Linked DNA regions of Homo sapiens: region 2 is linked to region 1. The links are chromatin loops, found by intact Hi-C in ENCODE. Cell type or tissue: Panc1. All regions are shown on one strand. Each heading gives the region's core, and the rest is flanking DNA. Links, peaks and the distances in the headings are about the cores only. Region 1 holds the start of OPRM1 (opioid receptor mu 1). Region 2 overlaps OPRM1 (opioid receptor mu 1).

Region 1 (5,396 bases), core at 278-5,277:
ATATTTTTTATCTTTGGAGATGTTTCATAAAATATCAGATAGGTCATTCTTTCAAGAAAGAAAAGAGAGAGAGAAGAATATAGGAAACTCGTTGATTGGTAATGTCATGCAAATGACAAAGACACAGCTTACAACCAAGGAAAGGAAAAGCAATTTAGTGTGTTTAGAAGACACAGAAGAAGAGTTGTTCTCCTCTGAATTAGTTTCTATATGGAAAATAGCACTTAAAGTTCAAATTGTAATAGGTACCAGGAGCTCTCCCTTACTAAGTGAAAGGCATGCAATTAAGTTAGTATTTTTTAATGTAAGCCATTAAATTGAGAACTGAATTTTATTTAGTGTTTTTCACTTTAAATCCATCCTCTAATTAGGATATTTTGTGGGTTTTAGAAAAGTGAATTTTATTAATATTTGAGTAAATAAACTATTATCTTTTTATTTTATGAAAATTACTAATGATCATATTTAGTGACATGCATTCAAATTGATTCAAATATGTATGTGTGTGTGTGAATTTATATATATATATATATACACACACACACATATATATCCTTATATTAGATAAAACATTATTGTTCACTAATTTGTAGCTACCTGAATCTAGATTAAGTTTAAAAGCTTATACTTCTGTTTCAATCAAGTATAACTGATCATTTTTAAATTTAAACCTGAATCAAATATTTAGTATATAGAACAAGTATAAGCTCACAGGACTTTTTCTAAAATCAGAAATACTTGTTAGGAAGGAGAAATGACAATAACATCTTGCACGTATTTAAATGCTCTTCTCTGATAATTAGTTATATTGAGAATTTATCTAACCACATTAAGAAATAATCTTAAAAATGAAGGTACTATTACTTGGCACTCTTCATTGGAAATTTACTGGAAGGATGGTTTACGCAGCCCACAGAAATCTCAAAGTTTCTAGCCCTCCACTTTTCAACAGTGTCTGTACATACCATGTTCATAGCTACATGAACAAACCTTGGAAAAAGAATTTCCCAACATAAACACATCTGGGATTATATTAGTTTTTGCAGTTATGGGTAATTCTATAGTCTGGTTCAGTTATTAAATATTTTCCCAAAAGTGAAACATCTCTGGTGGCTGTTACTTTTTGTTTTGATTTTTTTTCTTTACAGTTCTTGACAATGAAATACTATCATCCCATTTTAAGTGATTGCTACTGTTTGTAGTATTTTCATCACATTTTCTAAAATCTTTGTGATAATTTTCATAAGGTTATTCTCCAAGCATTATTTTTCTTTAAAACCAAAAAAGCTTTCAGGTGATGGTTACTGATAACATTTTTATCACTTAACATCTGGACTTAAAATCTTTAGAACATATTACAGTTTCTCCTTTCCTCCCTTGTATTCCTTAGAGTAGCCCTGTTTAAGAATCTCATTTAAGTTATACTACTTAATAATGTTGTTGATGAGGGGATGATGATGATGGTGTTACAAACAGAACCAAAGAGTTAATCACAGCGTCCATGTTAGCAGTTATTTTTGTTGTTGTTGTTGCCATAGTCATCTGAGCCTCATGATTCACTCAATGTACTAAAACATTTTAATAAATATTACCTTAATATAATCAGAAAACTGCAACTACTTGATCATTCAATAGCATTTGTTGAATTTTAAATAGGGAAGGAAGTGAACATTTCTCCTCAATACTTAATAGATGCAACATTATATCCAGCATTTTAGCAAGGACAATACATCCCTGAACTGATCATTTTGTAGTTTAAACACCGCAGCCTGGAGACAGTCAGTTAAATGTTCTCAGCTAAATAGACATACTTGCTTCAGTCCCCAGATGCTTTCCCTGTCGCTTCATCTGTCACTAACTTGCCCATTTTTCTGTTTCACAGTCACATTCCAAGAGGGTTACCTAACCCTGCGATTAAAACCCAGCCTGCCACAGGTGGGTGTTTGGGATGACCTTTCAAATAGTACTGCATTTTGTAAGAACTTTCAGTACCGAGAATAAAGCATAATAACATGTTCTCAGTAAGATGCACCGTCACCATGTTTCTCCAAGTCAACAAGAGGCCAGAGGTAATGCCTTTAAAACTAACTCACCCAACCAGCAACCTCTTCTACACTGGAATAAGACCAATCTGCTCATTTCACAGCCAGTTGCCACTCTATTGGCTCTCTCTGTATTGCAAAGCATAAACTAAAGGGTAGAAAAATGAGGAAGGAAAATATCAAGAAGCAATAAAAGGGAATAAAATATTATGTTTCAGATGGCAGGATTCCTAGATGCTTTGGTATTTTTGTTTCATGCTTTTTTCCTTCAGGATTTCACATAGAATTTGGGGATAATTTGTTATTCCCAAGTTATTATTGCTATATCAACCCACTCTGTCAACCTAATAGTCGAATTAACTCAAATCATGATTTGCCAGCACAATAAAAAAAAAAAATATGTTAGCTAGGAGAGATTTAGTGGCACTGAATTAATGAACTATCTGTTCTTAGAGAAAATAATTTACATTTTCTGTGCCTCAGTTTATTTACTTAGCATAGATAATCTCTAGAGTCCCTTCTAGCTTGATTAGTTTATGATTCTATGAATTTCTTTTAGAAAAAATGAGAAACATATTTTCCCTTCACAAAACAGGCCTTTAATTATAACTTTTATTGTCATAACTGCAAAATTAAACTTGGTTTTTAATCTTCAATGTGAATCATTGTATTGAATTACTTAAAGTAAATGTTTTTAAAAATAAATACTTCCATCGATCTTCTTGCATTTTTCCTTCTGTTGTTAGCCTTCCTCTCAATAGATGGTGCTCTTTTCTTACAGACAATACTTATCTTATTCCTCATCAAAAGATCAGGGAAATTAGCTTTACTCTTTAAAAATCATTAATTAAAGAAATCAGACAGATGAGTAGAAAGAATTGCTTATAAGCAATTTGCAGCACCTGGGTAATGAAAGCATACTGGAGAGAGCAATTCTTAAATGATTTAAGAGCTCCGCTGAAACCTGCAATACTTGCTGAATAGGTGAAACAAACATTGTAACTAAATATGAAAATGCCATGTTCCCTATATACACATACCCCTGGTTAAAAAAAAAAACCCTCGAATTAGGAACTATTTTAAAGTGTTAAAATATTTATCTTCTTTAACAAAAACAGATATATGGCATTTCACATTCACATGTAGTATTTGAATATACACATCAACACCAACACAATCAATATCAATCTCAGTCAATACTGAGAGCTTCCACACTCTGCCAAATATACCGGGAACATCTGGGTAAACAGAAAGTGGACTACAACTCTTTTGAATTAATTTTACTTGATAAGAACACTTTGTCTAGAGCACCCATCACAACTTCCTGTATAAGAGTTTCTGCAGTTTCTAATGTGGAATTATGATGCTTTTGGTCACTCCTAATTAGCTCCAACTTGTGAAGGCAATGAAATACAGCCATGTCCTGCGGTTCTCCTGAACCAACCTACCCATTCCAGATGCAGTTTGTGACTTAGGCGATCTGAAGCTACTAACGGCAAACTGGTCTAGGCAACACATTTGTCATGTTTGTTATAACAGAGGAAAACTGTCATGGAGAGATGCTAGGAAAACTTCCTCTACCTAGTGTTGCCTCAGGATGAAAGGAAGAGTTGGGTAAGGGCTGCTATGGCAGGGGAGAAGAAAGGGTGGGGTTGTGGTACAGGGAAGTACTAAACCAGCAGGAGTAGGAAAGTTGCCAAGGTCCATCTCAAAACAATTGAGAAGACTTGAGACTGCTCCCCCCGCCACACACACACACACCGGCCCCAACCAAATTTGGGAAAGCTAACTAGAATTTCTCTCCCATTATTCACAACTTACTCTTTCCATAGCTCCTGCAGAGGGACTGAGTGTAGGACTCTGCCAAGAGCCCTCTTTGCTCAGTATAAGGAAGCGCTCCAAGTCTATGCTATAGCTTCCCTCCGCCCCCCACCCCTAGACATTTGTAGCTTTTACCAAAGCAACTTCTCTGCTCCTGAAATTTTGAATTCTTTCTTTATCAGTTGAAGAAAAAACAGAAAAGTAGGTTTTCTCATAGAAATAACAATCACTGTCCGTGGTCTCCTCCAGAGTCCCCCCAGTTTACCTCCCCTCTTTCATCCTCCCGCCCAACATTGAGCCTTGGGAGTTAGGTGTCTCTTTGTACCCCCTTAAGCCGCTGAACCCTCCGCTCGGAGCCCTGGCGCTTTCCTTACCTGACAATCACATACATGACCAGGAAGTTTCCGAAGAGCCCCACCACGCACACGATGGAGTAGAGGGCCATGATCGTGATGGCCGTGATCATGGAGGGACTGCCGGTCGGAGGGCACAGGCTGTCTCTCCCGCCCAGGTCGGTGCGGTTCGGACCGCATGGGTCGGACAGGTTGCCATCTAAGTGGGACAAGTTGACCCAGGAACCGGGGCTGGGTGCTGGGGAGCAACTTGAGTACGCCAAGGCATCAGTGCAATTGCTGGCGTTCGTGGGGGCAGCGCTGCTGTCCATGGTACTGACGGCCGGGCGGGCACCGCTGTGCGAGGTAGCCAGGAGCACCGAGACTTTTCGGGTTCCAAGCGCCTCAGCCGCTTCCTTTCGCCGCTGCCACAGCTCCTGCTGTTTCTTACAGAAACCAGTCCTGGCTGAGACAGAGAGGAGCGTCAGGCGGAGGGGACCGAGCTGAGCATCTGACATTCTCCTCTGCGTATAGCCCCCTCCCACCTTAGTAGTTCACAGAGGCTCATCACCTGCCCCGCACCGCTGCAGGAGGGGAGCGTGGGCCATGCGGGATTCGGAGGCTGGAAGGGAGGGAGGAGGGAAAAGGGGTGGATTTTGCGCAAAGCGATCCAAGGAGTAGGTCTCTTCACTGGGCACTCTTCTGTGCAAACACATCTAAAGGAGGGAGATGGAGAGAAGGGTTGGGGAGAGAGATAGAGTTAGTCTTTGGTAGCAGTGAAAAATAAGAAAGGGGGCTAACATCACTCAATTTTCCAGCGCCTTTTTCTCCTTAAAATCTGGCAGGGAATACATTGGCTTGATGAAACCCTAACAGCCCTAAAACCCCAATGCTCTTCCATCCCTACTGCCAATTTTGATTATTTAGGAATGGGGGACACACAATTTTCTTTTGCAGTCCTTGTTGCCTCCGTTGCCAACATCTAAGAAAAGGTAATAATGTTTCTCCAATTTTCTTCCCTACAAACCTGTTGGGAACAACAGCGATCCTTTATTTTCTGAAAAAGAAATGAGAAACAAATAAACTTTTGTGCAGAAAACCTGTTCCTCATTTTCCCCAATTTCTAGGGTGAAGCTCTGTTTGCCTCTGATTTTGTTTCAGTGGGTAGGAGGCATAAGAAGTGGTTACAGAAATCAGAAGG
Region 2 (5,396 bases), core at 96-5,095, 58 kb before region 1:
CCCTTAACCTGATGAAAATTTTAAAATTAAATTTACATATGTTTATGTAAAAATACAATTATCTGACTTTTTATTTACACAAATTTTCTTAAACTCTATTTGAAAACTAGGTGTTTGGAAAGATTTCACTATCATCTTTTACATTTAGTAAGAAAAAAGGTACACAATAAAAAAATACATTTCTGGCCTTCAATTTCTCCATTTATAGGAAAAGGATGTTTGGATAAGACAGTCTGCAGTGTTCTTTTTCAGTTCCAGTGTTCGAAGAACTGTGAACATTTTGCATCTGCTTGACATATCCAGTTACATTATTGAGATTTAGACGTTGATATTTGCTATACTATAGCCATTTGAAAGTCTATTTGTCATATTGAACTTCTGAAGCAATCAGAAAGAAATTCAGTTATTATAGTATATGCAAGTCACACTGCAAGCCTTAGCTGAAGCATTTAAAAATTCTATGAGAGAATTGTTCCTCCCATTTCCCTTCTATTTCCAAAGAGTAGCTCAAGGAGAGCGTTTTTAAAAGTTGATGGTTTGAATTTGAATGAGCCCATATTTAATGATACTTCAGGAATTTTGAATATAAGAACACCTTAGCTAATATAATAGAGAAGAATGAAGAAGAGTAAGAGTGAGATATTCTTCTTAAGTCGACAAATTATGAAATGAGTTAAATAGATGATTGTATTGTCAAATGTACAGTAGTCATATCTCATCCCACATCCACCTTTCACTGAATTTTCTGGTTGTCAACGTTTTAAAAAATATTTTGCTATTTGTTGATTAAGTTATTCTTATTTCTTAATATCATCTTTCATAGGATTTGCTTTTCTATTACATCTTAAAGGAATCCATTTCATCATAATAAATCATTTACTTTTTACACTTCAAGGGACTTAGGTATAGAAAACTTGAATTTTATATATGTGTGTATATATATTTATATATATAATATGTAAATATATATTACGAATCCTGGATTATATATACATATATATTTATATTTATAAAATCTCCTAAATATATATTTTTTAACCTTTATAAATATTGGATAATGTGACAAAAGTAGAAAGAACCTAGGTAGGGATTGCTAGATTTTGTAGATATCTAGTATTCTTGGGATTTCTGGTGTCTGTATAGAAAACAGAATAGTAGATGGTAGCTGATTTTACACAAAAAATGTGCTCTATACATTAGCTCTTTTTCCTTCTTTCCCAAGAAATACTTCACTTTATACAGACAAATTGCTCACATTATTTTTCTATATATTCATTCTTAAACTGAGAGGACCAATATTCAAATTGTGATGAAATTTTCAGCCTATATTTATTTGGTATCTGATAATGATATGGAGCCAATTTATCAGGCTATTTATTTCTTTGCATGTGTTTCTAATATGTTCAGATGTTATAGAAAGACAAGATGGTTAATTTCCTTTGATTCATACACAGTAAAGCAACAAGCACTACCTTAAATTCATACTTATCTCACACCAGTTAGGGTTAATATTTATGGGTGTATTCCTTTAGCACACACCACTGGCAATGGGGATGACTGGGCTTGCATGAGCTCTGTGACTTTTTGATATATATTATGATATATGTCATAATATGATAATATATATTATGATATATGTCATAATATGATAATATATATTACGATATGTCATAATATGATAATATATATTATGATATGTCATAATATGATAATATATATTATGATACGTCATAATATGATAATATATATTATATGTCATAATATGATAATATATAATATATATATCATAATATGATAATATATAATATGATATATATCATGATATATATCATATGATATATATCATATGATAATATATAATATGTTATGATATATATCATAATATGATAATATATAATATGTTATGATATATATCGTAATATGATAATATATATGTTATGATATATATCATAATATGATAATACATGTTATGATATATATCATAATATAATATATAATATGTTATGATATATATCATATGATAATATATAATATATTATGATATATCCTGATATGATATATATTTGATATATATTATGAAAACTCATGTTTTTATGAAACTCTTCATGTTTATTATGAAAACTCTCCATGTTTTTAAAAACTACAATTACAATTTAACATTTGAAATGAATCTTGTTTCTAGCCTCCCCTACCCACATCATATATATGTGTGTATATATGTATATACATGTGTGTATATATATGTGTGTATATATGTGTATGATCTTTATTTAAGAGATTTTATTGCAGTAGAGTAGAAGTCATAGACGATATGGTTTCCTTCCTCCCTCCCTTCCTCTCTCCCTCTCTCTCTTTCCTCTTTCTCTCATTCTTTCCTTCCTCTTTCTTTTTCTTTCCTTCTTTCTTTCTTTCTTTTTCTTTCTTTCTTTCTCTCTTTCTTTCTTCCTCCCTCCCTCTTTCTTTCTCTTTCTCTCTTTCTTTCTTTACTTTCTTTCTTTCTCTTTCTTTCTCTTTCTTTCTCTCTCTCTCTCTCTCTCGCTCTCTTCCTCCCTCCCTTCCTTCCTTCCTTCCTTCCTTTCTTCCTTCCTTCCTTCCTTCCTTTCGACAGACTCTCATTCAGTTGCCCAGCCTAGAGTGCGGTGGCACAATCACTGCTCATTGCAGCCTCAACTTCCCAGGTTCAATCAATTCTCCCACCTTAGCCTCCTGAGTAGCTAGACCTACAGGTGCATGCCACCGCGCCTGGCTTTTTTTGTTTGTTTGTTTTTTGCAGAGATCGACTTTCGTCAGGTTGCCCAGGCTGGTCTTGAACTCCTGGGCTCAAGCAATTCACTGGCCTCGGCCTCCCAAAATGCTGAGATTACAGATGAGAGCCACTGCACCTGGTCTGGCTCTAATTTTTTTTCTTCATCATGAAAAGTTCCTATTCACGTGAAACTCAGAAACTCTACTCTATAAAGAAACAAATTCTGAGTGTGAAGGGAGAGGACTGATGAAATTGTGGCTTTGGATTCTTGATTTCCAGGGAAATAATAATTAGAAAAGGAAAATTATCAATAAGACAAATTTTGTTCTACACCCCACAGAAATTTCTATTTCTCATAATGTACTCTCCAAATTAATTTTGCCATTTTTGTCAAATTTTAGCAATTTACAAATATTTATTTGCAACCTGCCAAAAGATATAGTGATCAGAATGACATCCAAAAGTTAACAGCTGGTTTGTGATAGGTCATATACATTCAAATATCCTTTCCTTTAGTGTGAAGGAGAAAATGCAAAAGCAAAAATAAATACTGTGAAACTGCATTTCAAAATCATAGAGGTAGAAGTAAAAATAAACGTGGTGTTGTTGAAAGTTAAAAGAGAAAAATATGCACCTTTTCATATTTAGCATCCAAAACTACATGAGGTAGAAAATAAAGATTGACATGTTCCAAAACACTAAATCTCAGTGAGAGTATTTTTACAAAAAATGGCTGTAAAATAGCAATTCACCACTTAAGTTTAACCAAATAAGATGACATCTCATTTTGTTAGTTTTGAAAGGAAAAATATGTTGCTGTTTTTCAGTTAGTTACATTAGTTAGAACAGTCAGGAAAAGAAGATACTGCACCACTTTAGTTAATCCAATCTTTAAAACTAAATTTCCCTAAATTTCTCAGGTCTGAGACCATGCTGAGAAGAGTGAAAAATAGACTGGAATATATCAGGGCACATTGATTAAAAGCCTGGGTTATAAGATGGAATTTAACTGGAGTCAATAGTTAGCCACTAATTAAAATTTTTTTTCTAATTTTTAAAATTTTATAAATTTAGTAGAGACAAGGTCTTGCTATGTTGGCCAGGTTGGTCTCGAACACCTGGCCTCAAACAATCCTCCTGCCTTGGCCTCCCAAAGTACTAGGATAACAGGCGTGAGCCACTGCACCCAACCCTCAGCCACTACATTTTAACTATGACCTTGGGCAAGTTACTTCCTTAAACATTAGTTTCCTCAACTATAGAGTAGAGGTTACAATCCATATCTAATATGATTAAATAAGATATCCCATCCCAGACACAAAATGGTCAATATATGTTATTATGAATAGTCTAAAAGCCAAATTTTTCTAGGGATAAACACATTTTTAACTAAACAACATTTTCTCTCACATATCACAATAATTTATAGAAACACATACTAATTTCTTCTGCTATGCATGAAATATTAATTTTAAACCTACATTTACTCTAATTCCATACATGCAAAAAGAGACATGCCTATATCACACGCACACACACACACACACACACACGGAACCATTTTCTTTTTAAACTGTAGAACTGAAAGAATAGCCATTTTGATTTCATTCACAAAATAAGCATTAATGTTGTCCACTGCTGTAATTTTGTGAGCTATTCTCATTTGAGTTTTTTTTCCCATTGAATTGAAACAATTACTTTCCCAAATTAACTCTCCACAGATGTCTTGTAAAAAAAACTGAGATCAACTTTTGAGAGTGATGTATTTTATTTTAAAAGTAGGCTTCTGCTTTTAGTTTAGCTGGGGATAATATAGTTCACAGTTAAACCAAATACAGAGCATCTCCTAACTTCTTGACCCGCTATTTTGATTAAAATGTCAAGAAAGTGCTTTAATAATAGTAATTAGAGGGTTTAGGACTGGACTTGCCATATTAATGGAAAGGAATTAGCAGGACATGCCACGACGTTCACTTTATCACTATTATATTGCTTTTTCCTGTAAGACCCACGGGTAGATATGTCAGAATATTAAGGCTTTTTCCAAGGATAATTACATTATTTCACAAAACACATAACTCATTTGGTGAAAACATTCATGTCAATCAGCTTGACTGAAATGGCTAGACAGGTTAGACAAAACAGTAAATGTGCTACTTTGGAGATGAAGGTACAGTTTAAATAAGAGATTTCAGTTTATTGTTTTATTTAAAAGGCAGATTCTTGGACCCTCACATAACAAACTATAATTTATTAGAGCAGTTCTTAAGAACTTACATTTTCTGGAGCTCATAGTAAATGTTGAGAATCTGGCTGAGACCATGTGATAATAATTGAGTGCAAAGTAGCATTGTGTAGGAAAGCAGAGAAAAGCTGTGGAGTAATATTCGAAGCCCTGGGTGCTTGTCTGGATTCTACCTCTTCCTGGCTGTTTGATCTTATATAATGATTTAACTTCCCTGAGCATTTTCTTACATTTACCCATCAGAGTTGTTATAGGAAGCAGATGTGATAATGCCCATAAAAGCACTTTTGAATCTGTACATTGCCATATAAATGTAAGGCAGCATTATTATTATAGTGGTTGTTAGTACTAGCCTGGTGCAAAAATAATTGCGGTTTTTGCCATTGAAAGTAATGGCAAAACCCG

What was found. Peaks named below come from ENCODE experiments on the same cell type or tissue, not always from the same donor. Only the 100,000 strongest peaks of a DNase experiment are listed, where the experiment ranks them.
Region 2: it touches region 1 in a loop (7-fold over the local background); 2 of 110 quality-filtered maps call a loop at or near these places.

What each region holds. Positions count from the first base shown.
Region 1 is chr6:154,038,676-154,044,071 of GRCh38, reverse strand. OPRM1 (opioid receptor mu 1) reads right to left here and starts at 4,832. Exons shown (of 4, transcript NM_000914.5): 1 at 4,238-4,832. The coding sequence starts at 4,527. RefSeq lists an enhancer at 4,073-4,572. In Panc1, for the core only: no CTCF peak of the experiment used is centred there; no DNase peak of the experiment used is centred there.
Region 2 is chr6:154,096,490-154,101,885 of GRCh38, reverse strand. All of the region lies in intron 3 of OPRM1 (opioid receptor mu 1), which reads right to left. Among named protein-coding and RNA genes, the nearest start is that of OPRM1, 60 kb to the right of the region's middle. In Panc1, for the core only: no CTCF peak of the experiment used is centred there; no DNase peak of the experiment used is centred there.